Regions from separate parts of the Homo sapiens genome. Here regions 2 and 3 are each linked to region 1. Evidence: chromatin loops called from intact Hi-C (ENCODE). Cell type or tissue: endothelial cell of umbilical vein. All regions are shown on one strand. Each heading gives the region's core, and the rest is flanking DNA. Links, peaks and the distances in the headings are about the cores only.

Evidence for each region. Peaks named below come from ENCODE experiments on the same cell type or tissue, not always from the same donor. Only the 100,000 strongest peaks of a DNase experiment are listed, where the experiment ranks them.
Region 2: a loop joins it to region 1, with 2.3 times the contacts of the local background. A loop is called at or near these places in 1 of 110 quality-filtered maps.
Region 3: it touches region 1 in a loop (2.5-fold over the local background); 1 of 110 quality-filtered maps calls a loop at or near these places.

Annotation. Positions count from the first base shown.
Region 1 is chr2:170,067,416-170,078,526 of GRCh38, forward strand. It overlaps UBR3 (ubiquitin protein ligase E3 component n-recognin 3), which reads left to right. Exons shown (of 39, transcript NM_172070.4): 36 at 6,013-6,192. It also overlaps the pseudogene NSA2P5. Among named protein-coding and RNA genes, the nearest start is that of MYO3B, 110 kb to the right of the region's middle. RefSeq lists an enhancer at 10,361-11,111. In endothelial cell of umbilical vein, for the core only: no CTCF peak of the experiment used is centred there; a DNase peak (open chromatin) is centred at 6,056; H3K27ac peaks cover 347 bases.
Region 2 is chr2:170,216,040-170,227,150 of GRCh38, forward strand. MYO3B (myosin IIIB) reads left to right here. Exons shown (of 35, transcript NM_138995.5): 6 at 1,280-1,356. Among named protein-coding and RNA genes, the nearest start is that of MYO3B, 43 kb to the left of the region's middle. RefSeq lists enhancers at 4,954-6,153, 5,749-6,249. In endothelial cell of umbilical vein, for the core only: no CTCF peak of the experiment used is centred there; a DNase peak (open chromatin) is centred at 5,962; H3K27ac peaks cover 1,306 bases.
Region 3 is chr2:169,956,955-169,968,065 of GRCh38, forward strand. It overlaps UBR3 (ubiquitin protein ligase E3 component n-recognin 3), which reads left to right. Exons shown (of 39, transcript NM_172070.4): 24 at 1,484-1,572. Among named protein-coding and RNA genes, the nearest start is that of UBR3, 140 kb to the left of the region's middle. In endothelial cell of umbilical vein, for the core only: no CTCF peak of the experiment used is centred there; no DNase peak of the experiment used is centred there.

The sequences.
Region 1 (11,111 bases), core at 1,676-9,675:
TATTTGGAGACTTCAGTGTGCCTTCTTAGTAATCAATAACAAGTAGAGAGCAAATCAACTAGGATAAAAGAGACCTGAACAACACTATTATGACATAACTACATCTATAACTTCTCCAACAAACAGCAGAATATATATTATATATATACAACTACACATGGAATATCGTTCATTAGAATAAACCATGTGTCAAGCCGTAAAGTATCAATTTTCAAAGAAGTGAGTTATAAAGTGTGTTTTTTGACTACACAGAATTAAATTAGAAATTAATAACAGATAGAAAATCATCAAATCTGTGATAAGCATCATAATTCTAAGTAATTTGTGGATCAAAGCAGAAATCACAAGGAAATAATTTTTTTTTTTTTTTTTTTGAGACAGTTTCCCTCTGTTGCCCAGGCTCGAGGGCAGTGGTGTGATCTCAGCTGACTGCAACCTCTGCACCTGGGTTCAAGCAATTCTTCTCCCTCAGCCTCCTGAATAGCTGGGATTACAGGTGCCCAACACCATGCCTGGCTATCTTTTTTTATTTTTAGTAGAGATGGGGTTTCATCACGTTGGGCAGGATGGTCTTGAACTCCTGACCTCAAGTGATCCATCCACCTTGGCCTCCCAAAGTGCTAGGATTACAGGCATGAGCCACCTCACCCAGCCTAGAAAATATTTTTAACTGAGTGAAAATGTAAACACAATATACTGAAATTGTGGGATCCAGCTAAAGCAGTTCTTAGAGGCGTATTTATCACTTCAAATACTTTATTTGAAAAAAGAAGGGCCAGGCACAGTGGCTTTCGTCTGTAATCCCAGCACTTTGGGAGGCCAAGGCGGGCAGATCACGAGGTCAGGAGTTTGAGACCAGCCTGGCCAATATGGTAAAACCCCGTCTCTACTAAAATACAGAAATTAGCCGGGCATGTTGGTGTGCACCTGTAGTCCTAGCTACTCAGGAGGCTGAGGCAGGAGAATCACTTGAACTTTGGAGGCAGAAGTTGCAGTGAGCCGAGATTGTGCCACTACACTCCAGTCTGGGTGACAGAGCGAGACCCTGTCTCAAAAAAATTAAAAAATGAACGAACGCATAAAAATTAAAAAGAAGAAAGATCTAAATCATTATCTAAGTTTCTACCATATGAAGCTAGAAATAGAGCAAATTAGACCTGAAGCAAGTAAAAGAAAAGAAATAATAAAAATCAGAACAGAAATCAGTGAAGTTGTAATAGTGAAAACAGTAGAGAAAATGAATGAGTCCAAAATCTGGTTCTTTACAAAGATCAGTAAAACCCAGATGACAGGAGCTCAGCTGAGCTGGAAGAGAGCTGATTGATAAGAAAAAAAAAGGAGAGGTGGTACAAATGACCAGTATCAGGAATGAAAGGGAAGACATCCATATTGAGCCATAAGAGAATATATAGATAACATTTGCCAACAAGTTTGACAACTTAGATAAAATGGTTAAATTTCTTGAAAGATACAAATTACTAAAACTGACTCAAGAAGAAATAGAAAATCTGAATATATGTATATCAAGTAAGAATTAATTTAGTTATCAAACTTATATAATTGTTATGCATCCAGAAAAGAAATATCAAGAACTTTATACCAACAAAGATAACATTGTGGTAAACTCTGAGACATTTAAGAAAGAAATTGTACCAATACTCCTGAACCTATTTCAGAAAATAAAGGAAGAAGGAACACTTCTGAACTCAATTTATAAGGCCAGTTTTATCCTGATAGTTGAATGAGGCATTATGAAAAAAACTACAAACCCATGTCTCCCATGAACATAGAAGCAAAAGCCTTCACAAAATATTAGCAATAGAAAGGATAGTACACTATAACCAAATGGGTATTTTTCTTTTAGCTTTATTGAGGTACAAGAAATATTTGAGTTATAAATATTAAGGACAAGTAAAAATTATATATATAGTATACAATATGTAATGTTTTGATATATATGTATACATTGTATATGATGACCACAATCAGGCTAATTAACATATCCATAATCTCACATAGTTATCTGTTTTCTGATAACATTTAAGACCTACTCTGTTAGCAAATTTCAAGTATACAATACAGTATTATTAAATATAGTCATCATGCTGTACATTACCTCTCCAGAACTTATTCATCTTATAACAGAGTTTGTACCCTTTGGCCAACATCTCCCCATTTCTCCCAGACCCTGGCAACCACCGTTCTACTCTGCTTCTACTTTTTAAGATTCCAGTGTGAGATCATGCAGTATTTGTCTCTCTGTGACTGGCTTATTTCATTTAACATAATGTCCTTCAGATTCATTCATGTTGTGATAAATTGACAGCATTTCCTTCTTTTCTTAGGTTGAATAATATTTCATGTGTATACAGTCATCCATCGCTATCTGTAGGGGATTTGTTCCCCCCCCAGATACTAAGAGCCTTAGATGTTCAAGTCCCTTACATAAAATAGTGTAGTATTTGCTTATAACATATGCACACCCTCCCATATATTTTAAATCATCTCCACCTTAGATTACTTATAATACCTAATATAAATGCTATACGAATAGTTATTATATTATTTGTATTTTATTGTTATTTTTTAAAAAAATATTTTTGATGTATGGCTGGTTGAGTACATGGATATGGAACTCCTGAATACAGAGGGCTATTTCTTTATTCACTCATCCATCAATGGACACTTAGGTTGATTAATATCTTTGCTATTGTAACTAATGCTGCATTGAACATGGGCATGACCAAATGGGTTTATCCCGGAATGCACAGTTGGTTCGACAACAAAAGTCAATTAATTTAGTTCACATATTAATTGAATAAATGGGGGGGAAACCATATGATCATTTCATTTGTCAAAGAAAAGCATTTAACAAAATCTAATGTACTTTCATGGTAAAAACACTCACAAGGCTAGGAATAGAAGGGAATTTTCTCAGCCTGATAAAAGAGCATATCAAAAACTATTAGCTAACATCATGCTTAATAGTGAAAGACAGGAACAAGATTGGAACAAGACAAGGATGCCTGCTCTCACCACTTTTCAGCATTGTACTAAATTTTCTAGCAAGGCAGGTAGGCAAGAAAAAGAAAAAAAGACATCCAGATTGGAAAGGAAGAGGTAAAACAGTTCGTTTGCAAATAAAATGACCTTACCTCTAGAACACCATAAGGAATCTCCAAAGAAACCTATTAGAGCTAATAAGTTCAGCAAGGTTGTAGGATACAGATAGATGTACAAAAATTTCACTGTATTTCTATACACTAGCAGTGAGCAATCTGAAAATGAAATTAATAACATAATTCAAATTACAATGGGGTGATGAAAATATTTTGGAATTTGATACTGGCAAGGCTTGCACAATTTCATGAATATACTGAGAACCACTGAATTGTATATATTAAAAGAGTAACATTTATGGTATGTGGCTTATACCTAAAATTTTTTTCTAGCTGTGTGAAAGAAGACTTGTATCCAGAATGTGTCAAAAATTCTTTTAACTCAAGTGTAAGAAAACAAAAACCCAACACAAAAGTGGGCAAAACACTTGAATAGATACTTCTTAAGAGAATATATATGAATGGCCAACAAGTAGATGAAAAGATACTCAACATCCTTGTTCATTAGAGAAGTACCAATTAATATCACAAGTGATAATACCAAGTGTTGGCGAGGATTTGAAGTCCTAGAAATCTTATTCATTACTGATAGGAATGCAAAACGGTATAGTCAATTTGGAAAAAGTTTGGCAGTTTTTAAAAATATTAAGCATATGCTTACTATACAACCCAGCAGTTCTGCTAAGTATCAACTGGAAGAAATGAAAACATATGTCTACATTTAGACTTCTAAATGAATGTTCATAATAGCCAAATTCATAGTCAAAATCTGGAAACAACCATCAACATGTGAATGCATGAACAAAATGTGGTATAACATGAATGAGTCTCAAAATAAGTGAAAGAGGCCAGGTACATAAGATTACATCCTGTATGATTTTAATAGTAGAAATATCAGTGGCTGTTTGGGTCCAAAGAGTAGGGGCCAGGATTGGCTGCATAGGAACATAAGCAAATTTTAGGGTGTGATGGAATTATTCTAAAACTGTATTGTGATGGTGGGTGCATGACTATACATTTACCAAAATTCATTAAACTATACATAAAATGGTTGAATGTTATGGTATGTGGATTTATAGCTCAGTAAAGTTTTTTAAAATGCCTTCTTTGTTAAACTATATAAATGGAAGAATTGTAAATTTCTAGATATTTGAAAATTAACATGTTTCTCAGCCTGCATATAATTTTTCTTTTTCATCTGCATTTCTTCTTTGTAGCATATTTCAGAATTTTGTACTTAATGTGCATAATTAGTTTTGCAGACATTTGTTGAACGTCTGCTATGTGCCAAGCATTAGGAGGACAGAGTTCCTACTTCCAGAGAACTCACAGTTTTATGGAGAAGGCAAATTTGATTTTAAAGCAGTCATTAAAAAGTCAGGAAACAACAGGTGCTGGAGAGGATGTGGAGAAATAGGAACACTTTTACACTGTTGGTGGGACTGTAAACTAGTTCAACCATTGTGGAAGTCAGTGTGGCGATTCCTCAGGGATCTAGAGCTAGAAATACCATTTGACCCAGCCATCCCATTACTGGGTATATACCCAAAGGACTATAAATCATGCTGCTATAAAGACATATGCACACATATGTTTATTGCGACACTATTCACAATAGCAAAGACTTGGAACCAACCCAAATGTCCAACAATGATAGACTGGATTAAGAAAATGTGGCACATATACGCCATGGAATACTATGCAGCCATAAAAAAGGATGAGTTCATATCCTTTGTAGGGACATGGATGAAATTGGAAATCATCATTCTCAGTAAACTATCACAAGAACAAAAAACCAAACACCGCATATTCTCACTCATAGGTGGGAATTGAACAATGAGAACACAGGGACACAGGAAGGGGAACATCACACTCTGGGGACTGTTGTGGGGTAGCGGGAGGGGGGAGGGATAGCATTAGGAGATATACCTAATGCTAAATGACGAGTTAATGGGTACAGCACATCAGCATGGCACATATATACATATGTAACTAACCTGCACATTGTGCACATGTACCCTAAAACTTAAAGCATAATAATAATAAAATTTAAAAAAAGTAATAGGAACATAAATGCAAGAATAAAAGTGTTTACAAGATTTGAAGGACTAATTATATCTGAATGGAGCTGAGTGGTCTGAGGTTTCATTAAATGGTGTCAGGGAAGGCTTCCCTAGTGAGCTGGAATTTGGAGGATAATAGGAATTGATTCTGTGGACAAGGGAGAGTAGACACATTAGCTTCCTATGTGGTCTTTCGGTTAAATAAAGAGGGATTGGGGAATATATTTCTGTGTTTCCAAGACTAATAAGCTTCTTTAAATATCAACTTTTAAGATATGAATTCTTGGTCACTGATATCTCTGGTACTTTTATTAGCAAATAGAGCTTTGGATTACCTGGCTCCTAACAATTCCACCCCCCTTTTTAAAACTGATTTTGTTTCACACTCATTCAAAGTCTAGGCACATTATTTAGCACTCTCTCGTGAATTCCATGTTTTTATTATTGTTCCTTATCCACACTGACAACCTAAAAGTTTTAAACCAGAAATAACTTTCTCTTTGCCCCATATTAACATTTGCTTTCATAGAGTAGCTAGGTTCTATAGAACCATTAGATATATAACAACTCTATTTAAAAAATAAATGTATAAAAGAAGCAGATGACATTTAGGAGTTATATTTCAAAGAGATGTATTTTGGGGATATTTAGATATAACAGCTAGGAACCTTTTTCTCTCTTGTTTCTCTTACTCCCTTCACTTTTTTTCAGTTGACTCAGTTAAGAAAGTTTTCTTATTGTCTCAAAGTAATTGATGAGGGTGACCTTTTATGTAATAGGAAATGTTCTTGATGAAATATTTTCAGAATTTCCTATTTCATGTCTAAAAGGAAGAAGAAGAATTTTCAGTTCTTGCCAGCTGCCTGGGACTTCTGCCAACGTTTTACCAAACAGAACATCCATTCATCAGTGCCTCCTGTCTGGATTGGCCAGTTCCAGCATTTGATATTATAACTCAGTGGTGTTTTGAGATAAAATCATTTACTGAAAGACATGCAGAACAAGGAAAGGTATGTTAAAAGAGTTGTACTAGCTTGTCACGGTGGTGATATGCTAATAGGTAAGAGAATAATGAGGACTGTTAAATTTTAGGTCATCTGTTTTTGACAGCAATTATAAAACTTGATTAAATTGAAAAAATTGTTTACTTATGTAGATTGTATTTATAATGGAAGAAATATTTCAGCTAACAAAGGTAAGGCATTAGTCAATACTTTTAGTTTGTTTGGGGTCAGCAGATTTTTATTGAATACCTTAAGTAATCATAGGATTAGACTTGGTAGATACAAAGGAATTTTAAGGTAGACAAGGAATTTACATTTTTGTTTGAAGAACTGGCTTATATTTTTAAAACAAATTGGACTAGCAAATCTAAAAGGTCATGTCTTTAACTTTAAAATTTCTTGGGCCTATGCTACCAGCTCAGCTAGTTAAAGGGTTTGTATTGAAGATAAGTAGAGTGGGAACAGCAGTGAGTGGCTGTGTATGCCATGGTTGGAGTCTCAGAATTCTAGAACTACAGTTTTTTAAAATTGAATAATGTGATGAAAGTAGTATTTTGGGGAGTAATTCTGGTGTCTTTTTAGTGGATAAATTAAAGTAAGGATAAAGGGAAGCCAGAAAATATTTAGGTGGTGAAAAAAATCTAGACTATTTTTCTGATTGTAAAACTTGGAAAGTAACTAATGTAAGAGACATTTGAGAAAAATATAGGACTTGGTGACCAGATGTACATGACTTTAAGATCTTGAACTCCAATCATTAGGAGAGTAGTGTCTAGTATATACAGCTACAGTAGGAACATGCGGCTGCTTAAACACCATTGCTGATGCCCCATTGCCTATGGAAGAAGGTATGGACTCCTTGCATGGCACTCAAGGATCTTCACCATCTTGCTTGCCTTTCCATCTCATCGTATAGCCTCCCTCTGCCATTACCTTGCTCAAATCACAAAAGAATGTTTCATAAGTATGCTATACATTTTTAAACTTCTAGAACATTACTTATTGCTGTTACTAAAGCAACCTTCCTACCCTTCTGTTGAATTAATAATCACTGTTTGCTAAGTAACATTTACCTTTGCTAAGATAAATGTGACTTCCTCCATGAAGATTTGTCTGATAGTCCATCTTCCTTACATCCTAATCCCTTTTTTTTCTGTTGTTCTATAAGGCTGTACTTTTGTGACTTTCTCTAACAGTTGCCATGTTCATTACATTTGTTTCTTTAATGTATCTGAATGGGGGCTCCACGAAGCAGAAATTGTTCCTTATTTATCCCCGGTTTCTAGAAAGTGCCTCATATATACTAGTCACCTAATAAATATTTGTAGAACAATTAAGTTGTGGGGTGGTGTCTTTGGCAGAAATAGAACGTATTAAAGGGGAGCCAAGTTTCAGGGAAAGTGAGAATTTTAATTTTGAACATCAAAGGGACAATAAAAAATTAATATTTCAGATGAATGTGTCAGACTAGGTTTCATTTTTAAAACATTGGAGTGAATAATAAAAGATAAGCATAAGTTATAAATGTCTCTGCTTTTGTTCTTTTCCATTTTTTGCTGAAATCCTTAAAAAGATGCTATCTCATTTTATACCCTTTTTTTAAAAAAAAAGGGAAATTCAAGTTAATTGAATCTTGCATATTACATATACAAATATCTTCCTGTCTAGTAATTTCTTTATTCACAGAGCATATAGCAATAATTTGACATCATACTTTGATGTCTGAAAACCTATGCAGGATGACATGGAGTAAGAGGGGTATAATTGTAGAACCAAGGCAGGGAAAAAAGTGATGAGCACACCCAGAGTTTGTCTTCATATGAGCCATAGGTTAAAATCAAGCCTACATTTTAGATGAATGATTATTGTATGTATGCTGATGGAAAATAAGAATTTTTCATTTTAAAATATTTAATCTTTTCATATAATTAGGTGATAATTATTGTAGAGGCAGTGTAGTAGACATTTGATTAATTTATTAATTTATGCTAATGCAGAATTTTTGCCAGTTATGTAAGTACACCACCATTTGACCTGTATTCCCCCTTGTGTCCCTGCTCCACTCTTGTGTTCCTAACCCTGATCCTGACCCTAGGTCAACCAGATTCTCTTTCTCAGGAATGTTAAATCTGTATAGCGAGACTTAGCAGGGTAAATGGTGACAGGAGCTGTATAGTCCAACAGTACTACCCTTGAAAAACTGTCTGTGAATTACTACTTCTGAATTTTTTTATCAGTTAAGATTCTTTGTTTGGGAACAACAAAATCCAGTTCTGATTTAAAATAAGGAAAACCAAAGCAAACTATGACAGAAAAAAAAAAAAAAACAGGATTCATTGGAAGCATACTTGGTAACCTGCAGAATTGAAGAGCTTAACTGTCATCGCTTGGGAAGAAGAGAAACCACAAATATCTCTGCTCTGTTTTCTCTGAAGTGCTGCCACCAGATAACTAAGCCTCAACCATTTTCCTTCCTTTAATTTGCATGCTCAAGGTTCAGATTCCTGGGAGAGAGAATCTGGTTGGCCTAACTGTTGTAATACATATACCCCAGTGGTGGGGCAGGATCTTGTGTTGGGGACAGCCCCATCAGAACTGTACGGAGCAAGAAAAGGGGTTATTTTCTAAAAGAACTTATAATGTTATTAATATAAGAAAGCAGCAAAGGATGCTAGGAGGATTTAAAAAACAAACTAGTGGCCCACTACTTTCACATCTTACCTGCCTGGCTCATACACACCCTTCTTCTCATTCACAGTTTCACTTCTGCTGTTGAAAATGATGTAACCATTTTACTTATGACTGCAAATGCATCTGTGACTTTCCCAAATAAGCAACCTGATGTCACATATAGTCCTTACATCATCAGGCCTCTCTGCATCCAGTAGCTCTGAGAGATGTCCATTGTTCCTGTCATTTGTACTCACACCCAGATGGCCTGGAAAATTTTAATTAGTACCTGCTCACCCTGAATTCAATAGTAAGAGAATGAAAATGTTGCAAAGATATATGATACAGTAAGCAAGATTTGCAAGTAGTCATAAAGCTGCAGCTAATATACAGTCAAATATATATGACTTTCTTCTTTTACCATCCGTGATCCAGCACACCTCAACGGATGATTGGATTTGTTTGAGCAAGGATGTGATACCAAACTTTATTCTGAAAGGGCTGAGCTTCTGGTGATTGGTCCTGTCTTTGTTTCTATAAGGCTGTAATCATTCTGTGTTAAATTTCTGCCTTTCAAGCTTGGTCTATGGTAGGGGTGGTGGTAGGGGTTTTTAAGTTCCAAAATATTGCTCTACCAATTGTATGGCAATATTTTTATTCTTCTTGATAGTCATGGTCAATCCCTCCAGGCAATGCGATAAGCCACCCTTGTGATGTTATAAACCGTACTAGAGGTTAGACAGTACATAGCTTGTAAATCCGCAGAAGAGTCCGGAATAGCAGTGAAGCAGAAATTTAAGACCGAATTTTTTTTTCCATTTTAATGTTTACAATTTAATAAATCTCTTGATTGCAGACATGTAAGGCTGTTTGGTAGTATTCAGAAACATCACAGTAATGGCAGTTTTTTCAGTTGGTGTGTAGTCTTCAATAAATATCTATGAAAGTGCTGTCAGACCAGTAAGACTGCATTTATACATCCATCATTTTCAGGATTGTTGGTAACCACAGCCTATTTTCCCCAAATAACCTTGCCTCCTTGTGTCACAAGGCCCAACTCACATTCACCTCAGTAACAGTACCTTTGGTAATAACATCCAAAGTTATATACATTGGGAATGAGGGACTCTTCTTTACACCAAGTATTGTTAGGCAAAAGGTGGCTTTCAGTTCAGGATGTGTTACATGGGCTTTCTTGAAACGCAAGCCCATTGGCCTGATGAATCTTCCATAGATAAGTAGTTTTCTTGTAAAGCCATCTCCAACAAAGCAGACTTTAGTAACCATCCTCCTCTATGCCTGCGTCTTTCTCTTTCCTGTTGGAATAACTTTGAGACAGAGTCTCACTCTGTTGCCCAGGCTTGAGTGCAGTAGAGCGATCTTGGCTTACTGCAACCTCAGCCTCCTGGGTTCAAGTGATTTTCCTGCCTCAGCCTCCTGAGTAGCTGGGATTACAGGCGCCTGCCACTATGCCCAGCTAATTTTTGTATTTTTAGTAAAGACAGGGTTTCACCATGTTGCCCAGGCTGGTCTTGAACTCCTGACCTCAAATGATCTGCCTACCTTGGCCTCCCAAAGTTCTGGGATTACAGGCATGAGCCACTGCACCTGGCTCTGTTCAAATAACTCTTAACACTTCTGTATCTCCCTGGGCAAGTTACATTTAGACAGAGGGACTTTCCATTTTCCTGCTTTCTCTTTTCATTTCGGCTTAATCATACTGGGAAGTACGTTAGCTTGAGGTTGTCCCTCTCTGTCCAGCAGATAGGCAGGTACTGCTCCCTGTGGAGTCTTTCTTTTGTCTGGTGTTTCTCTTTTCATGCATCTTGATGGTCTTTTTCATTTGTATTTTCTCAGCATGGTGCTGTTTAAGATAAAGCTTAGCCTTCAGACCAATCATTTTCTTTGACTTCTTTGAATGTTCATAAGCCTCTCAACTTTCCTTCTTTCCCTTTTTCTCATGGTAATCCAAATGATATCCATGGCATTTACAGTGTAATTCAATATATTTGATCTGTGGCATGGCACAGGCGCAGCCCCTGGGGTGCGAAAATGCTCTCAATTTTTGGGTCTCAGAGACCCACGAGTGAACTCCACACAGGCCGCAACAGGAAAGGCAAGACCGAATTTTAGGTGTAATCATGAGAGGTGTTACAGCTGTTAAATACTTTCCACCTCTTGTTTCCCATACATATGCATTCCAATTGTGAAAAAGGTCACCCATATATACTGGTTGCTGTTTAGAGCATACACAT
Region 2 (11,111 bases), core at 1,692-9,691, 150 kb after region 1:
GGTGGAGGACTTGGTAAAATGGGAAATTATCTAGGTCAAATAGACTTTAAAGAGCTTCTTGGCTCTCTAATAAAGAGAATGTCCGCAGTCATCCCCCAATAAACCCACAGATCCTTGGCAAATCTATGCTCATGTTTCAAAGGTGTGTCCTTTGCTAAGAACACATAGTGTTCAGTTTCTAAGTTTTTGTCATCAATGACATTAGTGGCAACCCTTGTCATTCTCTTAAGGTCTATGTGAGACTTCTGTGTGGTATAAAAGAATACCTTATGTGTGTAAAATGCTTTGCAATTTATAAAGCATTTTCACATTTGTTCTCCTATTTGGTCTTAAGAAGAACCCTCCGTGTTAGGTGTGACTGTTGTGATTATCCCTAGTTTAAAGATGAAAAAACTGAGGCTCAAAGGTGAAGCAATCACATAATTAGTAAAAAGCATAATTGGGATGGAAAACATTGATTTTTAATCCTGTGGACCTTTACGCTCTCGTGATATGAAGAAGACAGTTGGTTAAAGGACATTGGAGTTACATTAGAATTCAGGTCCCCAACATTGAGCCCCAGATAATGTTATTAGTCATTTTCTTTTTCCATTTGACAAACACAGCTTTCTTGCCAGGTTTCCAGGCTTCTAGGCAAGATAAGGCACTGAAATCTTTTTATGTCTACACTGATGCTCTGTTACAGATAGTGCAGCCGATCTTCTTTCTCCATAAAATGAAGCCCCTTATTAAGAAAGAAGTCATGTGAAATAATTTGGAAATATAATAGGATGATATTTTGGATTGATCCTAGTTGTTGATATTTTTCTTTTGATTTTTGCAGTGATATAGACAGGGATGTCCATTAGGGAAAAAAAAAAATCCTAATGATTTAAATAGAGTGATAAATGCTCCAGAGTTGTAGTTTGGCAACTACAGCTAGTGAGCCAAATATGACCTACCTCCTATTTTCATATGGCCTATGAGCTAGGAATGGTTTTTACATTTTTAAATGATTGGAAAAAAAAAACCCAAAATATTCTGTGACGTGAAAATTATATGAAATTCAAATTTCAGCATCTATAAATAAAGTTTTATTGGAATGCAGCCACATTCATTCATTTATGTGTTTACTATGGCTGCTTTTGTACTATTGCAGCAGAACTGAGTAGTTGTGACAGAGACCATATGGCCCACAAAGCCTAAAGTACTTATTTGGCCTTTGTGGAAAAAGTCTGCCGATTGCTGGTCTAGCATCATACTTTGCTCACTTTTGAATTCTGATACTCTTTCCTTATAGGTGTTTCAGCTCAACTCACCAGTACACGTCTGCGGAGAAACACATCTGTTGGCACCCCGTTCTGGATGGCCCCTGAGGTAAGCTGGAAATACCTAGTTCTTTCTTTGCACTTGTTGAATGCCTTGGTACTATGCCTTTTTATGGGTAAGTCATATGCTTTGCAGAATTTTTAGGGAGAAGAAAGTCCATTATCCTCATTGAACTTTAAGAGTACTAGTTTGGTCAGCGATGCTGGTGAGATGTAACCTCAGAAAAGCAAGATTAAGTTATAGCTATCCCACAGGGCACCTTCATGCAATTAGAAGAAAGTGTCCCTCCAGAAGATGCAGCCCCCTCCAAGGGCCATGTCTTGGCAAATTCATCAGCCCTTGTATAAATTAGAAAAAGTCAACTTCCCTGGATACATGCAGCCCCAGAGGTATATGGCTTTGTGAAGAGCCAGATTTCAGCACCAACTGGCCTACAGAACTATATGCGGTGGCCCTGGTTGTTTTTTTGTTACCAGATACATAGCAACTTATCTTGTGTACTTTGTCGGCTCTCTGTAGTGAAACATGGGATTTATTCCTAATTTAGGTTTGGCATCATCACAGAACTCTCTGGAAAATGACGCATGTAGAAGTTTGGGGAACCTTCCAGCTAGATGAGTCTTGCTCTGAAACACCAGTGCAGTTTAGTTTTTCAGGTCATTTAATTCCACAGTATGCTGACCTTTGCCTGAGAGCAGCTTTCTGGATTAAACAAATGGGTTCTTTTAATAAAAGGACTCAGATGGTCACCTCCTTAGATGTCTTTCCATCTCTGCATGATGGTATTTCCTCTGTGTGACTGCCAAAGTGGTCTCCTAACAAAGTAAGTGGTTCACACTAATCTCTGCTTAAATTTCTTCAGTGACCTCCCCCGCCTCCCATCATCTATGGCTCTTTCTTTCATACTGGGTAATGGATAGGCCCATTTTAAAGAAAAAGAAAAATGCTGCAATTTCCAGTGTTTACCTAAATCTTAAATATTTCTTAAATAGGTTTTACAAAACATAAAACTAGATATAAACTCTTTGTCATTTTTATTTGCAGAAGTATAAAACCAAAAGGAAAAAAATGTATTATGAAAAAAAGCTATTATACAATGCCAGTAACATTCAAGTAAGCAGCTCTACTTTTATGAGACAAATGATACTGTTTTGTGACTCTCCATTGTCCTTTGCAGTGTGCTTATGTTTCAGGACACAATAGTATGGGTTATTTTCAGTCTGGCACACCTACAACCACGTACCATGCGGCTACTCAGTTCTCCTACTACTTTATTCCATTTCAGCTAGCATAATCTGTTTGTTCAAACAGCACCTCTTTTGATCTCCAACTGTTACATCTGTGTTGGCTTGGTGCCAACTTAATAGTAAACATAATATGAACACTGTGTGACAAATAGTCATCCAGATGATCTAGACTATGTTTTTACTCCTCCTTCTCCCATTATTATTATTATTAATACAATTATCACTGAAACAAAACCAAAAACATAAAAAGTTATCTAGGGACTTTGTGAATCCCACTTTGAGAAGCACTGCAGGATAAAGTCAAAACTTCTTTGAATTTTGAATAAAGCTCTTAATATTCCAGCCCCTATCTATCCAGCCTTGTTTCAGATTACTTCCCCCAATTTACTTGTTCTTAATGCCCCAACAGTAGTGAACAGCAGGTGACTCTCCAAATCCCTACTGATGTGTCTTTCCTTTAAACCCTTGGTGTACTATTATATCATCTGGAATGGCCCCCAGGCCTCTGGAAAATTCCTCCTTAATTGACAAGTCTCAAATGCTAGCTCTGCTGGGAAACATTCCCTAATCCCTTGCCCACATTGAGGCTCCTTTCCCTAAGTTTCCACCACGTCCTTAGACCCTCCCTTAATACAGTATCACCACTGCATTGTAGTTGTTGGCAGGCAGGTCTCCCAACTGGACTCAGGTCTGCCAGGGACTTGGGATGCCTAAGCTCTTAATATAGTGCTTGATACAGAGTACATGCTCAAAAAAATTATCTGTTGGGTCAGGAGCGGTGGCTCATGCCTGTAATCCCAGCACTTTGGGAGGCCGACGCAGGCAGATCATTTGAGATCAGGAGTTTGAGACCAGCCTGTCCAACATGGCAAAACCCCATCTCTACTAAAAATACAAAAATTAGCTGGGTGTGGTAGTACACACCTGTAATTCCAGCTACTCTGGAGGTTGAGGCAGGAGAATTGTTTGAACCCGGGAGGCAGAGGTTGCAGTGAGCAGAGATGCCACCACTGCACTTCAGCCTGGGTGACAGAGTTAGACTCTGTCTCTCAAAAAAAAAAAAAATCTGTTGAATGAATGAATGCATCCATCTGTAAGAAAGCCAAAGGGATAAGATGCACTTGCAGGACAGTTTGAGGACGGCTTCACAACTATTGATATTAGCAAATTTGTCTGTAGATTTAGATCTGTTCTGAAAGGAAAGCATAACTAAGGTCACTCAACTAATATTTGGGGTGATATAACACGGAAGATGGTATTCCTGTTCTACTCTAGAGCAAATTGGTATTTTCAAAATCACAAAATATAATTAAGAGAAGCATTTTCTTGGCTTTGTACATTTATGTATAAATGGCTTTGTACATTTATTAAGAGGTGTTTGTGGCCGGGTGTGGTGGCTCATACCTGTAATCCCAGCACTTTGGGAGGCCAAGGTGGGCAGATCACGAGGTCAGGAGATCGAGACCATCCTGGCTAACACAGTGAAACCCTGTCTCTACTAAAAATACAAAAAATTAGCTGGGCATGGTGGCGGGTGCCTGTAGTCCCAGCTACTCAGGAGGCTGAGCAAGAAGAATGGCGTGAACCCGGAAGGCGGAGCTTGCAGTGAGCCGAGATTGTGCCACTGCACTCCAGCCTGGGAGACAGAGTGAGACTCCGTCTCAAAAACAAAACAAAACAAAACAAAACAATCAAAAAAGAGGTGTTTCTGACTTTCCAACTTTAACTGGATTGAATAAAATATGTGGAGTGTTGACCGGGAGCGGTGGCTCACGCCTGTAATCCCAGCACTTTGGAAGGCGGAGGCAGGCGAATCACAAGGTCAGGAGATCGAGACCATCCTGGCTAACACGGTGAAACCCCATCTCTACTAAAAATACAAAAATTAGCCTGGCAGGATGGCAGGGGCCTGTAGTCCCAGCTACTCGGGAGGCTGAGGCAGGAGAGTGGCGTGAACCCGGGAGGCAGAGCTTGCAGTGAGCCAAGATTGCACCACTGCACTCCAGCCTGGGCGACAGAGCCAGATTCCGTCTCAAAAAAAAAAAAAAAAAAAAAAAAAATGGAGTGTTTCTGTAGGGGACAGTTTATGGTGAGCTTTTTGCTCAGATTCCCTGGAAGTGGTTCCCCTGTTAGCTGGGAAAAGCCAGCACTGCATCCTGCCTGTTGCAGTGGATCAATTGAAAAGTAAGCAGTTTAAGGTATGGACACCTTGACAGCACGTTGCAGGAGTGAATGTCTGACTGTTCAAGTGCAGGATTCTCTCAGGATGTGTGATTGTGTCCAGTATGCTCTGGGACCCAGGCTGTAGCTCTTGGGAATCAGGCCTGCACTATTCTCACATTTTTATTTTCTAAATGGAGAAGCATTTTTTCCAACAAAGTCTCTTTTTGCGCCATAATCCTCCATAGGAATGTCCACAAGAACAACCTTCCATTTTTCAATTCAATTCAACAAGCATTTATATTGTCCATCTGAGCAATGCTTTGGGTCAAGAACAGTCCTTGAAAGTATAATCAGTAATGGTTCAAATTAACACTGTCTTCATATGATGGCCTGTGTGGTATATTGATCCTGATATGCTTTCACTTCTGCTTGTATGAATAAGTGGTCTTTAGATTAAATACGACAATGCACGCAATACCAATGCCAGTGGAATAAGAGCATTGCAGATGACTTGTGCTTTATTTTTAAAATGCAGCTGAGAGATCCTTGATCCTATTTTATTTTTGAGGAATTGAACCAAATTGTTTTTTCCCTTTTTTATTTCCATTTTTATTCCACAAGCTTGAGTAAGTGTAATATTTAATTCAGGTAGCTATTCTACAAACCGGGTAGCTAATGGAATGTGACCACAGTACAATCAAATGTTGATGAGCAGTCAAGACACACAGTTCACTGGGGCACCTCAAAGCTGCAGCATGAAATGACTATCATATTGTCAATACTCCCTACTCATTTTCTCTTACTACCTCATTTGGACACTACTAAAGTTGAAAGATACTGGCAGAGTAGTATCAACTCAGCAGTGTAGGAGAAGAGTTCTGTGGGATGCCCTTAGTGTATTAGAACTTTGAAACAATACTACTGGGGAAATAAATTGCTTGGCATAATAAAAGGGTTAATCTAAAAGTCAAGATCAGTAGAATTTTTTTTTAAAAGATGGGGTCTTACCATGTTGCCCAGGCTGGTCTCCAACTCCTAAGCTCAAGCATTCCTTCTGCTTCAGCCTCCCGAGTAGCTGGGACTACAGGGCATGCCCCAACATGCCTGGCTTAAGATCAGAACAATTTTTTATAAACTAAACACACTGTATGTGAGTAGCATACTGTGACTACAGGAAAGATTATCTTAAGAGAGAAAGAAAAATTTCACATGGAGACTATTTAGGAGATTATCATGAGCAAAATAACTTGAACAATAGATAATTAAGTTTCTCGTATAATAAGATCAGAGGTAGTTTGTTCCGGAGTTTGTTGATTTAGCAGCTCATAATAATAGAGTCATGAAAACTTCCGATTTTTAAATCTCCCTGGCTATGACTGCTGCAAGCTGCATGGCTTCATTGTTCTGGGACTGACTTTAGGGCAGTTATGACAACAGTGCCTGTGAATATCTGAGGGGCAGTAGTGGCTCCAACATGCCAATAGCCACAGGTGAAGGCACTCATGGTGCAACCAAACAGCGAGAAGTTAAAGTGGGTTTTCCTCCTCTCTTGGGGTTGAAGACTTTTCCACCCTATATTTATTTTCCCGGTCTGCTGTAATCAAGTAGTACAAACTGGGTAGCTTTAAACAACAGAAATATATTATCTCACACTTCTGGAGGCTAGAAATCTGAAACCAAGATGCCAGCAGGCTTCCTCTGAAGCCTCTAGGGGAGGGATCTTGCTTTGTCTCTTCCCAGCTACTGGAGGTTTGCTGGTGATCTTTGGTGTTCCCTGGCTTGCAAGCTGCGTAACTCCAGTCTCTGCCTTTGTAGTGCCGTGGTATTTTCTCTGTGTGTCTTCACATGTCCATGACTTCTTATAAGAACACCAGTCCCGTCGGATTAGAGGCCCACCCTACTCCAGTATGACCTCATCTGAATTCAACTAATTGTATATACAGTGACCCTATTTCCAAATAAGTTCACGTTCTGAGATTCTGGGGGCTAGGACTTAAATGTATCTTTTTTTTGGAGGACACAGTTCAACCAATAACAAGCTCCCAAATACTAATATTTAGCACCCTTCCTTTGTATTAAATCATTCAAGTTTCCAAGGTAATTAGTCAACTATTTAGAACCTGCAGGGCTGCAGGTTATAGATGCTAGCATAGTGAGAGGCTCAGCTTTGCCTGTTTACACACACATACACAACCACCTCCCCTACTCCACACACACCACACACATAGACTGTCTGCACTCTCTCAGCCTTTGGTGTTTGAGGCAAACGTGGTTCTTTCTGAAGGTACAAAGCATACCAAATTGCCTTCCTGTGTGGGCGCCCAACACCCCCAGACTTTTGTTCTCTCCTACCTACTCTCAGGCAAAGCATTTTTAAAATTATTATTATCTCCTGAGATGTTTGGCCAGCTCATAGTCACTTCCTTGAACCTTCTCTTTACCTGATTAAGCCTCTCTGGTCTCCTGACCTAAAACTTTAGCCTGCATTTTATGCACTTAAAAAAACTCACAAAAACAACACAGTCTTCCTATTAGCCATGTTTATTATCTCTTTTCTCCTCCACTATCTCCTGACAGCCAATTTCTTATAGTAAGTAATATGAATAATAGTATCCCACATTTGCGTAGAATTTTTACAAATAGTATTTTAAAAACACTGTCATCTACCTGTGAGAGTGCCACTCGGGCATGATTACATTGATGTTGTAGATAAAGAATCTAAGGCTTTGTCAGGCCAAGTGTCCATAGACACAGAGTGGGTAGGTGGGTAATGGTGACTGGAATCCATATTTTGTGACTTATTCAACTAAGGGATTTCCAATGTAACCCGTGTCCGCTGTTAATATTGCTCAACCAATTTTTATATCAAACACATGCCAGGTAATATCCTGGCCTATAGCAAAAGGGATACAAGCCTAGTTTATGTTGATTAATGGTAATGGCAGGGGGTTAGGGGTAGTTGATACCTAAAAAACTTTTTCTACCATCACATATAGCAAAGAATTAAACTCAGTGTTTGTAAGTGACTGAAACCCAAGAGAAAGAACCAATGTTGTCATTATCGTTTTTATTGAGGACACCAGTAGACTTTGAAAATAATGGCTTATATTTAGCTGATGTACACTGTGTGGCCAGGCTGGTTGTTAAGATATTAAACTATTCATTCTGGATGGTAAATGGCTGCCATCCAGAGCCCCTTGAGTGCTCCTCAGCCACCAGAGGTGCCCTGTCTTTTACCCTGGGACATTTCTGACCTGATGATCCAGTAACTATGGGGGGAAAGGTCTGTTTGACAAGCAGGGATGGCCAGTGCCACATGCCACCTGATTGTCAGATATTTTGAACATTGCACTTGCTAAGCAGAGGCATAGTGGGAAGGAAACTTTCACTTACTGAGGACTGACTCTATACCAGGGACTATGATAGGGGCTTTTAAAATATTTTATTTCATTTTCACAACAGCTCTCAATAGTGGATGTTATTTTCTCCATTTGATCACTGAGGAAAGTGAGGCTTAAAGAGCTATAGGAGGAATCGAGCCCAAATTCACATACCTAGTAAATATTGAAGCTGTTTGGCTTTTCAGAGAGCATGGGAATGCAAGTCCCATTTTGCAGATGAAGAAACCAAGGCAGGGAAAGGATACTTGTACTCTCACTTTACAGTGTGTTCATATGGGATATTCATTGTGGAAAATGTGTACCAGCTAACTGAGACACCAGCTCATATAACAAAGACACGCAGAGATATAGTGGAAGTATACTCTGAAATTGGAGTGTGAGACATCATTTTAAAAGATGCACATGAAGGACCTATCACCTATAATTTATAGGTTGACTACACTTTGCAATTCCGCCATGCATTAAGGATCTAGTATATGCAGCATCTTCCTAAAACAGCTAACGGTCTGTTTCTGTACTGGAAAACAGACTTGTGGATAAAATAAACATTTGCTTCTTTTCAGAAAATTCTCCCCCTCTTTACTTCCATCTGCTCATTGTTGCAAACAAGAGCTAATCAGCTGAGCAGAGAAACAGATGTGCTGTGACGGCTCCAAAAATGGGTCTCTCTCTGCCTGGCAAAGGGTCGTTGACAAGGGACGGTTGCCATAACAACTAGCTTACACTAATGCAGAAATATCGCAAGCTTTTTGCAGCCACTCTTGCCTTTGTTAATTATGCCATTCCTAGTAAATGATACGATAATGCTATTTCCTTTGGCATTGCCAGGGCTAGAGATGACAAATGAGATATTTTGTGTCAAAGGGCTGAGAAAGACATACAACACTATAGAGTTGAATTATTATTATTGTCATTATTACCATTTTGTTCCCTAAGCTCTAGCTAATGGGTTTGGTTCCCAAATAAGAGCTAGCGTTTAGCGAGTGCTTACTATGTGTTAGGTGCTAAGTGAGTTGTGTGTATTAACTCATTTATAAATCTTACAACACTACCAAAAAGGGGGTGCTATTGCTAGTCCAATGTTTTAGGTGAAGTAGATGAGTCACAGAAAGTAATTATTCTTGTCCTTGGACAAGTTATTAGGTGATGCCACCAGAGTTTGAACCCAGATATTTGTCTCCAAAGTCCTTACTTTTAACCACTATACCACAGCAAATTATTTAATTGTGACAACCAGTGTACCAGATAAGTCATGAATTGTTTTTTCCCCCAATTCTTAACATAGATGAGAATTATCCTTCCTAATATATGAAGGAAAATGTAATATTTCAATCTGATGCTAAAAGCCAGTGTAATTAATGCCCAAGAGAAGGATATGGAAAAAATAAAATAAAGTTCTTTAGAATTGAATTTAGGAGATTTACATTTTACTCTTGGCTCTGCCACTCATTTTCTAGAAAATGATTGTGGTTCAGTTATTTTAATATGGCTTCAGTTTGAATAAAAAAGCACAAATTTTAGAGTCAGATAGATTTGGGAGCAAATCATAGATACCTGCTACCCATATAACCAGTAACCTCAGGCAAGTTACTTAATATTTCTGACTAGTAAAATGGGGAGAAGTTAAAAGAGGTAAAATGGGGAGAAAAAAACCTGCCTGAAAAGATAAAATGAAATAATGTACTGCAACTGTTCAGGGCAGTGCCAGACGCAATAGGGGCTTCTAACAGTGGTGGCATATGTTGCCCCTATGCCTACCTCTGCTTAGCCTGTTCTCATCTGTAAAAAAGAAGAAATTGGCTTAGGTAGTCTTTGCCTTTTAAGGTCCTGTCTATTTTACAGGGAACATTTACTGTTTTTAGAGGGAAGACCTGCTTTCAGTTCTCATATTCCATGGCTCTGATGTTCCACAAGCAATGAGGGTGGGATCTCACCAAGTTCCCAGTAAGAGTGAACTAATGTTGATGCCGTGGCTGCTAGGTTCCATTTTACCTGGCTCTGTTAAAAGACTGGAGATTCATGGGACCCTGTCTGCCGGTCATATCACTGTGAGGAATGCAGGCTTTGGGAGCTCAGGAGAGTTAAATGAGAGGTTTAGAACTTCAGATCATTGGCTGAAAGACCTGCCTACCTTCTCCAGAGACATTCATCTCTGAGATTCCGTAACCTTTTGCTGTTGCCTGGTTCACCCCAGGCATTGTGTGTCAGGCTCAAAGAAACAGATTCCTTCTCTGGTTCTGAGGCTGGCCCTGGCCTGCCTACATTTGCAGAGTGGTTCTGTCTTCTAAGGCCCTGAGGCACAACCCAGACGCTCAGTGTTCCAGCAGGCAAACGGCCCAAGGTGCAAGGGGTGGAAATGACTGGATGCAGCCCCAGGTTTTCACCTCAGCTCCAGCGATAGTTCCCTCTCAGCTGGAGCTCTGTGGGGAGGTTGAGTCATGTGTCATATGTCAGTGTGGAGGCGGGGGGCTGATTCTGGAGGAGGTGGTGATATGTTATTACCCTCTTCCTGGTGGGTCTAAATATAAGACCCTATCTGAGGGCTTTAGATCCCAGATGTGCAGAAGCATGTGAGGCCCAGAGCAGAGGCCTCACATCCCCTCCGAGTGCTGAGTGAGAAGTGCTAAGCCAGAAATGTCAAAGGAACAACTACCAGGAGCATTTGGAATTTTTAAGGCTGTCCTCACTCCTCTCTGGGGAGGTGAGAAGGGTCAAAGCATCTGCTGTTGCCCCTTCTCTTCATCCACCAAAGAGGAAAAGAGGAAAAACTGATTCTGTTACTGCAGGAACAGAAGTGTTTGCTGAAGGAATGTCAGAGTTGGCCTCAGCTCTTCCTGAGCTCTGGGTCCCAAATTACCCATGACTGACCTCCAGTCAGTGCCTCCACTGCCCTGTTCTGGGTACAGTCTCAGCCCATGAAAGAGAATTCCCACCCAAGCCAAACTCTACATTTGCTTCCTTGCCTGATGGCCACTGAGCCACCATGAGAGCA
Region 3 (11,111 bases), core at 1,336-9,335, 110 kb before region 1:
CTGTCCATTATGTTCTCATGTCTTCTGTATTATGGGTATGACACAAAGGACATCAGTTCCTCTTTGAGTTTTGTTCAAGTAAAAATTTATCTCTTCCGTGAACTAACATATAATTTACCTTTTCTAACCTTTCATTTTTTCTTCTTCCTCTCCTTCACTTCTTGTTTAAATTATTAATTTAACTTTTCCTTACTGGGAGTGAAACTTTATGCTTACTAGTATTGTTAGCATCACATAATCTGAAGAAACCTGTCTCCTTTCTTTATTAGTTGACTTATTTTCCTATTCTTATGTTATGGTAACACTGTATTGGTGGATTTTTTTTTTTTGGCAACCAGTTGCAATTAAAATATTCTTTGGATGTCCATCAGTGATAGACTGGATTAAGAAAATGTGGCACATATACACTGTGGAATACTATGCAGCCATAAAAAAGGATGAGTTCATGTCCTTCGTAGGGACATGGATGAAGCTGGAAACCGTCATTCTGACCAAACTGTCACAAAGACAAAAAACCAAACACTGCATGTTCTCACTCATAGGTGGGAATTGAACAGTGAGAACACTTGGACACAGGAAGGGGAACATCACACACCAGGGCCTGTCGTGGGGTCGGGGGAGGGGGGAGGGAAAGCATTAGGAGATATACCTAATGTAAATGACGAGTTAATGGGTGCAGCACACCAACATGGCACATGTATACATATGTAAGAAACCTGTACATTGTGCACATGTACCCTAGAACTTAAAGTATAATAAAATAAAATTAGCCGTTAAGCTACAAAAAGAAAAAAAATATTCTTTGGAAGTAGATAAGGCATACATAATAAATATAATATAGTGAATTAATCCAAGGGAATATTTAGGGCTTTGTAATACAGTTTTATTCTTATGTTGTGTTTGAGACTCCTTCACATTCTTTTACTTTATACAAAATAAACCAAACTTGAAATATGTCCTAGTAGAAACGGGGAAACTTACTGGCTTCTGTTCATTCTCTGTTAGGAGAGGCCTATTCTTAGGGTAACAGTAAATATGACTATTCCTATCTTTTAGACTTTGTTTATATCTAAACATCATAGCTTCTTCTAGCAATCAGTTTACTGTTATTTGTGCCTGGGATTAAATTGTTAGTCTCTTGCTAAAAAAATATGTTCTTGGTCTTGCTACCTTCTGACGTATACTTAGGAACTTGTGTTATTGGAAATCCAAATATTCTATCTACCTTAATTATTATTTCACATTTTAAAGTACATCTTGGCTTTTATTTTTATCTATTAAACCAGTGAGTTTGTAACCTTTTAAAATTAGTAGAATCCTTTTAAGGACAATCAAGTATTAGAAGAAATTTAATACATAATACAGAAAATAGATTGTTCTCACCTGTGTGCCAGGGGCTTTTCATACATTATATACTCCTGAAATATAGTAGCTAGGTCTTAAGCGCATCTGATACTTAAAACTTTATTTCTGTTTAATCTAGGCGACAGAAGGCTAGAGAGAGGCAGCAGAAATTGCTTGCGGAGTTTGCTTCACGACAGAAAAGCTTTATGGAAACTGCAATGGATGTTGGTAAGTCAAAATTATTAGTTTAGAACTCTCATAATTATACTTATTACTTTAGGGATGATGTAGTCCAGTCTTTTACTAATTTAAAACATTACACACTTTTGATTTCTAGTGTTTATTTGGTCCTTAAACAATATAGTGATGGAAGATCAGACTTTTATTATAGACTTTTATTATATTCTGTTGTTAGTAGCTGTAATTGTTAGGAAGTTCTTCCTGATGGTAGCAATATAGTATGCTCCTTTTGTTCTCTTCTGTTAAACGGTCTTTAGATTTGTGAGATCCATCAATGTACATTTACTTGTCTTGATCTTTTTCTGTGAAATTATCTTAAAATCCTTAAAATAGTTTCAAATGCTTCTAGTGCCTCTTTCTGGTATCCCTTCATTATTTCTTAAAATCAGGTGAACTTCTCATTTCCATTAAGATTAGCATTAGAATTTATACAGTGAGAGAGGATACCATGTTTCTGTATGATAGTAGCCTTTTACACACATTGGAGAAATAGATTAAATCTCAGTGTCAGTCTTTAGTTAACCAGGGTATTCCCTTCCCTGACTATTTCTTCCATTCCAGCAAATTTTTTTCTTTGATTTTTAGAAAAAATTGTGGAAAGAAAATAAAGTCATGCATTTAGTTAAAATACACACATATATGCATTCAAGCAGGCATGTACATTTTCATGCATTTTTGTTTACCTAAACTCATAACCAACTTCCTGAAGAAATGTATAGCGATCAGTTCAGATTTAGCCTAATGGGTTCTAAACCATCTAGTGTAGTTAATGTTCAGGATATAACTTTGACAGAAAGAATACAGATTGAGCACCCCTAATCTGAAAATCTGAAAATCTGAAATCTAAAATGTACCAAAATTCAAAACTTTCTGAGCATTGACTTTCCACTTGTGGCATCATGCCACAAGTGGAAAGTTTTTAACTTAAGATTCGTCTTTTGAGTTCCTTTTCTGGCAATTGTTGATTTCCTTTTCATTTGGGTCTGTTACTGGAGAGCTATGAAGTTCAAAATCTCTATTAGGTTTTTCCAGAGGGACAGAAATGGTAGGATATGTATATATGAAAGGGAGTTTACTAGGGAGAATTGGCTTATGTAATTACAAAGATGACATCCCATGATCAGCCATCTGCAAGCTGGGGGATGAGAAAAGCTAGTACCATAGTTCATTCCAAGTCTAAAACCCTCAAAACCAGAGAAGCTGAAAGTACAGTACCCGGTCTGAGGCTGAAGGCTGAAAACCCCCAAGAGGCCATTGTTACAGGTCTGAAAGACCAAAGGCCAATTTATCCATTTCTTTTAGGTTTTCCAACTGGTTGGCATATAGTTGTGGCATGATGCCACAAGTGGAAAGTTTCACACTTGACCTCTTGTGATGGGTTGCAGTCAAAACTATATTTCATTTACAAAATTATTTAAAATGTTGCATAAGGCTGGGTGCGGTGGCTCACATCTGTAATCCCAGCACTTTGGGAGGCCGAGGTGGGTGGATCACTTGAGGTCAGGAGTTTGAGACCAGCCTGACCAACATGGTGAAACCCGTCTCTACTAAAAATACAAAAAAATTAGCTGGGCTTGGTGGTGCACACCTGTAATCCCAGCTACTCAGGAGGCTGAGGCAGGAGAATTGCTTGAACCAGGAGACAGGTTTCAGTGAGCCAAGATCATGCCATTGCACTGCAGCCTGGGTGACAAGAGCAAAAAAAAAAAAAAAAAAAAGATTGTATAAAATCACCGTAGCCTGTATGCATAAAGTATGTATGAAACGTAAATGAATTTTGTGTTTAGACTTGGGTTCCAGCCCCAAGATATCTCTTTATATCTATGTAAATATTCTGAAATCTGAAAAAAACTGAAATCTGAAACACTAATGGTCCCAAGCGTTTCAGATAAGGGATACTTAACCTGTACTGAAATTCTGTTTATGGAATTTATTTAGCATCAGTTGACTTTATCATATGAAAGAAGAGGGTTTAGTTTATTGACACTACTTTCCCTTTCTCTCTCTCTTCTTTACAAAAATTGATAATTATATTTTTGTTTTTTTACATGTTTAATATAATTACAATATTTACGTATCGTTCTATTGTAGTAGTCAGTATCTTGATACCGCTTCATATAAAATGAACTAATAAGCACCCCATCCTTCCTTTCCTCTTTTACCTCTTGCCTTTTTTCAGATACTTTTAAACTTTTAAATTGTCAAAGTTGCTGACATTTTGTTTTGCAGTCACATTAATGTCTTCCATATGAAGACATTAAAACAATGAAGAGTTTGTATTAGTATGACTTTTTGAATGCTGTTGAGTACAAGACTAGATAATGTGCTACATAATGGTTCTACATCGACTGTTTTTGAGTCCAGTGGCTCAACTCCTGGACCCCTTCAAAGAGACTATCTTTAGTACGTAGCCTCTTTTCTTCCAGTCCCTTGATTGCTAAACCCATACCACCTCTTATTTGTTTCTATATGGACCATGACTTTGTTATGTTGCCTTTTGTTTTCCTTGAAGTTCCCCAACTGTCTTTTTAAAATTTTATTTTTAAAATTTTATTGTAGCAAGAACCAATGTGCCTTTATGATATCTCTATTATTCTATCTACTCAATCATACAGTAGTCTTTTGCATGGAATTCTTTTCCAATGGACCAGTTCTTTTCCAATCTGGTCCATTTGTTCTCCAGGCATGCCTTATAGCTATTACCTTAGGATTTTCCCCTTTTGGGATTGATAATAGAGATTCTTACATATTAACGTCATCTTTTTAAAAAATCTTATTTTATTGGGGTACCAATTCAAGTATATATATACATTTTTTTTCTTTTTTAAGAGTCAAGGTATTGCTATGTTACCCAGGCTGGATTTGAACTCCTGAGCTCAAGCAGACCTCCCACCTCAGCCTACCTAGTATCTGGGACTATAGGCATGCACTGCCATGCCTGGTTCAGATCTTAATAATGCATGTTTGGTAGCTAAACCGTCTGATTCTTTATTTCTGGAAGGGACTTTAGTCTACTCTCACACTTGATTGTTCATTTAGATGGATATAGAATTCCAGGTTGATAAACATTTTCTGTCACAACTTTACAACTGAAGGCATTGCCCTTTTGTCTTTTACCGTTCATTTGATAAAAAGTCTGGTGGTAATCTAATTCTTACACCTTTGTAGGTGAGCATTTTTTCCTTTCCTGTGACACATTTGTGATTATCTGATCCTTAGAGATCTGAAGTTTTATCATTTGTATCTATGAGATCTTTTCCCATCCTCCTTAGTGCTCAATGAGCCTTTTCAGTCTGAAGATTCATATCTCTGAAACTATGAGAATTTTTTCCCATGTTTTTTTTTTTTTTTTGATAACTGGTATAGTCATCCTCCGAGATGGTTCTGAATGATCCCTGTCTCCTGGTCCTGATGCCCTGTGTAGTCTTCTACATAGAAGTGCATGACCTATATGGCAGAAGTGAAGGTATATTGTTTCTCATATTAGGTAATGAAAGACGTTGTGGCTTCTGTCTTTGTTACTTTTTCTCTCTCTTGGATTACTCATTCTGGTGGAAGCCAGCTGCCATGTCATGAGTATCCCTGCGGAGGCCCATGTGAGTGAGGAACTGAGGCTTCTTGCCCCAACAGTCGTGTGAGTGAGCTTGGTTGTGAAACTTCCTGTCCCAGTTAAGCTTTTATTTAATTTTGTTATTTTTTTTCTTAAAAATTTTTTTTTTTAATTAAAGAGACAAGGTACTTTCTGTATTGCTCAGGTTGGTCTGGCCTTAAAGCAATCCTTCTGCCTCGGCCTCCCAAAGTCCAGGATTACAGGTGTGAGCCACTGCACCTGGTGCCAGTTAAGCCTTTAAATGACTGCAGGTTTGACAGCAATTTCAGGAGAGCTCCTTAGACAGAACCATACCACTAAGCTGCTCCCAGATGCCTGACCCTCAGAAACGGTTTGAGATAATTCTTTTTAAGCCACTGAGCATCAGGGTATTTTGTTATACAGCAATACTTTCCTTCTTACATTTTATTCTCTTTTGGGACTCGTAATTGGATGTTGGATCTCCTAGATTGATCTTTTAATTTTTTAATGTGTTTTATCTTTTATATCATTTGTTCTTTTTGTTTTACATACATAGAGATTTCCTCTCTTCAGTATCTTGTTCTTACTATGTGTATAGAATTTTCTCTAAAAATCTTTCTGAAAGAGTTTAGGGTGTTTCTTTTTTTTCTTTATCTGTTTTTCTAAATTATCCTTCTAAATTGCTTGAAAAACTTATGTTAGTCTTTCATGTTGCTAGTTTTCCTCATTTGCCTGATGATTCTTGATTGTCCTGGAGAGGTGGTCTGGGTAGCTCTTGTGGGTTTATTTTACTGAGGTGTAAAGAGGTTTGGTCCTAGTAATTGTCTCTAGTCTGTGTACATGGGTAAAGTGTGTTGACTGTCAGATTTGGATTAGGGTTGGGAGAAGGGCTGACTGCTCTAGGTCAGAGCGCCCAGATGCTAACATTCACGTTAGAAGCCCCAGTTTTCTCTAAGCTGCTTGTTCAGTTTCTTTGGATAAGAATAGGCTGGTTTTTGTTGTTGTGGATGATCCGTTTTTTCTGTGAGGTAAATGCCAAGCCCCCTGGATGCTCTGTTTAGTCAGAGTTGGGGAAGGAATTGGGGTGCTATGTAGTGAAGTCTGTATACAGTCCTTCAAATAATTATTCTGTTTTCAGAGTCATTTTATACTTATGGCTCCTGTCTTCTGCCTCATGTGCTGATTCTGAGCCCAGAGTTGACATTCTAATGGATAGATCAATTCTTCCTTTTCTGTAACTTTCCGATATCACATATCTTTTCTCTGTCATCATGTCTCTTTCTCCTCCAGTCTCAGAAATGTTATTGACATCTCTTATTTGCTGGTGAAATTCTCTCCTACCACTTCATCCTTTTTCTATATTCTGTGGGAATATTTCTTCATTTTTTTTTCTATCTTTATTTCAGTAGGAGTTTTTTAAAAAAGAATGCGGGACAAAAGCAGATATTTAGCCTGTAATCTTGAGTTAAATACTTAATATGTATTATTTCAGTGTATAAAGTTAATTTTTTATAACAAAAGCACTAAATTTTTTATTAAAAGTTAGAAAACACAAATAATAAAAAATAAGAACTAATATATTTTTACTACCAGATTTCCTAACCTAGGTTATACCCTTACAAGACTTTTTCTAAGTACATATGCATATAAATGCATTTTTTACCAAAATGAGGTTTTACAATGCTATTTTTTTCTTATGAAAAATTCCAAACATAGAGGAAAGCTGACAGAATAGTGTTGTGAACACCCATATACCAATATAACCATCACCTTGTTAACATTGTTCTGTATTTGTTCTCTTGCTTTCTCTCTACTAAATGAAGTAAGTTGCAGACCTTACTGCTAAATACTTTTAACATGCATGCCTTAGGATTGAGAATCTTCTCTTACACAATCACAGTACATCATACCTAAGAAAATTACTTTCCTACAAAACAAAGAAAATAGCTTCAGAATATCTAACTCAGTACTATGTTAAACAATGAAATTATTGAATAAAACTTTTAAATTTCTTAAATTTAAAAAAAATGTTTAAAAAGTATAACAAATTTTAAATTGTTTACAGATTATTTTGTCCTCATTGCATCCCACCAAAGATATATAGTCAAAGTTTTGTGCTCTGAAGTTACTTAAGAGCAGTCCTTTTTTTGTCAGGTGATGTAACTAGTCTGATGTACAGTTTTAGTTCACCCATGTCAGTATGTTTGCAATTTTAAGAACTAAGAGAAAAGCTTAATTAATACTTTAAGAAATTGTTTTTATTTGCTACTTTCCACTCACAAGTGAGACAAAACAAAAACAATTTTCTGAGGAATCAATTAAGCAACGTACCCAGAGCAGATTGGGTGGTATTGCCTTGAATAAGAGAATGGTCACCTTATCCTCTGAGGAAACTGGAGGGAAGGAGGAAAGAATGGATGGAGATAGAGGTAAGTTCCACTGGCTTTAAGGGAAATGGGAAGCTCAGGCAGATGACGTTTGATTGCTTTAGTTTTCAGGGTTAGGTAAAAGGTGAGTTCTGGGTGAAAAAGAATGTGACCTGAAGTTTGGAATTGCTGAGGAGAGTGGGAGACATTGGTCATGAAAGCTGACTATAAATAAAGATTGATAAACAATGCTTACAGCTCAGTTATAGTCAAGATCATAGATTTGAATGTCATAAGTGCAAAGTTATTGACTCCATGTCCTAATTTTTGGAAGGTTTGACCTCTTTTGGCAGTAGCCAGGGCACAGGAAGAACAATTGAGGGATCAGGCAAATATGATTGCTAGCAAACAGAGGCAGTTCACAGAAGTCTTCAGGATAATGAGCTCTACTTTCTCCCAGTCTCGGTTCTTGTATGCTGCAGTGGTGACAGGTGAGGCAATAAAGATTTACGGGCATTTCATTTGTTTATGTTGGCCATGGCCACACCACTAGGATTCCAGATCACACTGATTCTGTATTCCCTTTATTTATAACAGTCTCTTTCCAGAGATATCTGACCCCAAAAAGCCTGTTTGAGACCCCATTTTCACCCATTGCTCAAGATAAAACTTGCAAAGTCACATGTTGTTCTGCTTTTAATGACTATTTACATGTCACTTTTTGTACTATAGTATTATTAACACACGAAGCAGGGCCTATACCTGAAGTAGTATTAATACTTGGCAGCAGTACTGATACAATTTAACCTTAGCCAGATCCTCTCCCTCATTTGTCAAATTCCTTTTTTTGTGTGTCTTATTTCATATCTGTGTTGTAAGGACATAAATAATCTGTATAGTAGTATCTCCTTATCACTGGGGATCTGTTCCAAGGCCCCCAGAGGATGGCTGAAACTAACCATGGGTAGTATCAAACCCCATATATACTGTTTTTTTCCTATACATGATAAAGTTTATAAATTAAGCACAGTAAGAGATTAGCAACACAATAATAAAATAGAACAATTACAACAGTATGCCAGCATCACTGCTCTTATACTTTGGGGCCATTATTAAGTAAAATAAGTGTTACTTGAACACAAGCATTGGGATATTACAGCAGTTGATCTGATAACAGAAATGGATATGCTGGACAAAGGGATGATTCACATCCTGGACAGGACCAAATGGGACAGTATGAGATTTCATCACGCTACTCAAAATGGTGCATAGTTTAAAATTTTTGAATTGTTTATTTCCGAAATTTTCCATTTAATATTTTCTGACCATGGTTGACCACAGGTAACTGAAACCATGGAAAGTGAAATCCTAGATAAGGGGAGACTACTGTAGTTGCTCCTTTTTATTGTGTCTATATCTTTGTATATAACAAAAATTCTAATGTAGAAGCATAACATACAAAATATTTCAAATTTATAACATACAGTATGTTATAAATCCTCTAATCAAATATAGTACATTATTAGGTAGTTTAAGTATGAAAACTTTTCTCTCTGAATGCAACACATTTCTACTGTGATTAGCACTCTTGCCTATCTGTTTAATGCCTTTCTCTAGTTATCAAGTTTCCTACATGAAGAGGCAGTATTACTTCTGCATTTCCTTTCATCCTTCTTTCTTGATCATTATCCTCCCCACCACCTTTTTTAATTTTTACTAGCCATCTATGTGTAGGAGTCAAGGTGTTAGATTATAACCTTGATCCATTAAGATTTGTCCGGTTTGTCAGATAGGTATAGCTGAAATGCAACAGAATTACGTTCCCAGTGAGAGTTCAGGTACTTAATAAAGAATAAGAATTTATTTGGGAATTACTTTCTGTTATTAAACATATTACATTTTAATTGTAAAATTTATACAGTACAGAAAAGCCTCAAGAAGGAACAATTTTATCCCTGATCCCACTATCCAAATAACATGTACACTACTGATTATACTATATAGCACAATTTTATGCCATGCCTTTTTACCCAATATTTTAGTGTAAGAATTTCCCTACATTATTATTGAAAGCTTCTTGTAACTATTAAAGTCTGTACTTCTTTGGGGAAGCAGTATAGTGTAGTGGTTGTGAGCATGGACTCTGGAGCCTGACTGGGTTTATAGCTCAGCCACACTCCATTGCCTCGAGTAATTTACTTAACTTCTCTCTACCTCGTTTTCACATTGTTACAAAGGAATTTTTATACTACCTCATAGGGTTGAGAGGGTCAAATGTACGTACATTTAAAATGCTTAGAATAGAATGGTACATAATAAGCATTATATAAACGTTGGCTATTGCTGTCATCATTTTTATTCTACAGCTTGCTTAATCATTCACCCACAAGTGGACTGTGTAGGGTTTTTTTTTCTAATATTAATGATAATAAACATTATGTACATACAGTTTTTCCTCTATTTTTGGTCTGGGTCCAAGAGTATGAATTTTGGTGGTTGATCATGATGAGGATGAAACATATTTTTGTATGTTAACTGTGTACTCAGCACTGTGATAATACATTCTGTATATTGCATTTTGTCTTGACACATCCATGAGATAGGTAGTATTATCCCACATACAGATGCCTAGGCTTAGAGAGATTAAGTAAATTTGAGGTTATACAGTAGTAAGTGTGGAACAAGAGCTATTAATCAAGAAGTTTTGCATGCTCTTTACTATTTCTTCATATTAAAGCAAATTGAGGAGAGTATGCCCCCCCCACCCCCCTACAGGGTATGCGCCCCCCGCCCCCCCCCACACACAGTTGGTAGCCTATAGATAGGAAGGGATAGATATGAGATCAATTGCAAAATAAGAATTAATAGACCTGATGGTTGGTTGAGTGCTTCAGGCACAGGATAGAAGTGATATTCTGAGTGTTGGGAAAAGTTTTATTTTTTTATTTTTAAAAAACAGAGTGAAAACACTCCATTTCCAATAGACACAGCAAAAATCCTTGCTGTGACTCTACCACTCTTGTGTGGTTGTACAGTCAGTCCCACCTAAATCGTAGGAATTGAAAAGGGTGGTGAAGGAGTGATTTTTGTCAACAAAAATTGAGGCCTGTTGTTTGTTATCAGAAAGGACAATAGCTACTGGGTGGATAAGAACAGCATCTTACATTAAGATTTCCTTTGGAAAGTAGGAGAGTCTGAGCTGAGAGCAGCCACATTGCAGGATTTGGTTGACTTTTATTGTTGTTATAGATGGAAGGAGTTGTTTTATTTAATAATACAGTTTAATTTGTGATTTGTCCTTTTATTTTTAACAGTATAAGCAAATACCTATATATTTGCTTTGTGTGCTACCATTTATATAAGAAGTAGGGCTGGAGATATGAATATATCTTCTTATATAAATATATATAATTATGTATATTGAGATATAAAATATTTAATTTTTCCTAGAGTCCCTTTCTTAGGTAAGTGTATACCTTTCTTAGGTAACACATATGTACACTTTCCCTACCTTGCTTTTTCACTTAATGTCATATCCAGGAGATCCTACCATGCAGTGTGTAGAGATACTCTTCATTCTTTTAAAAAAA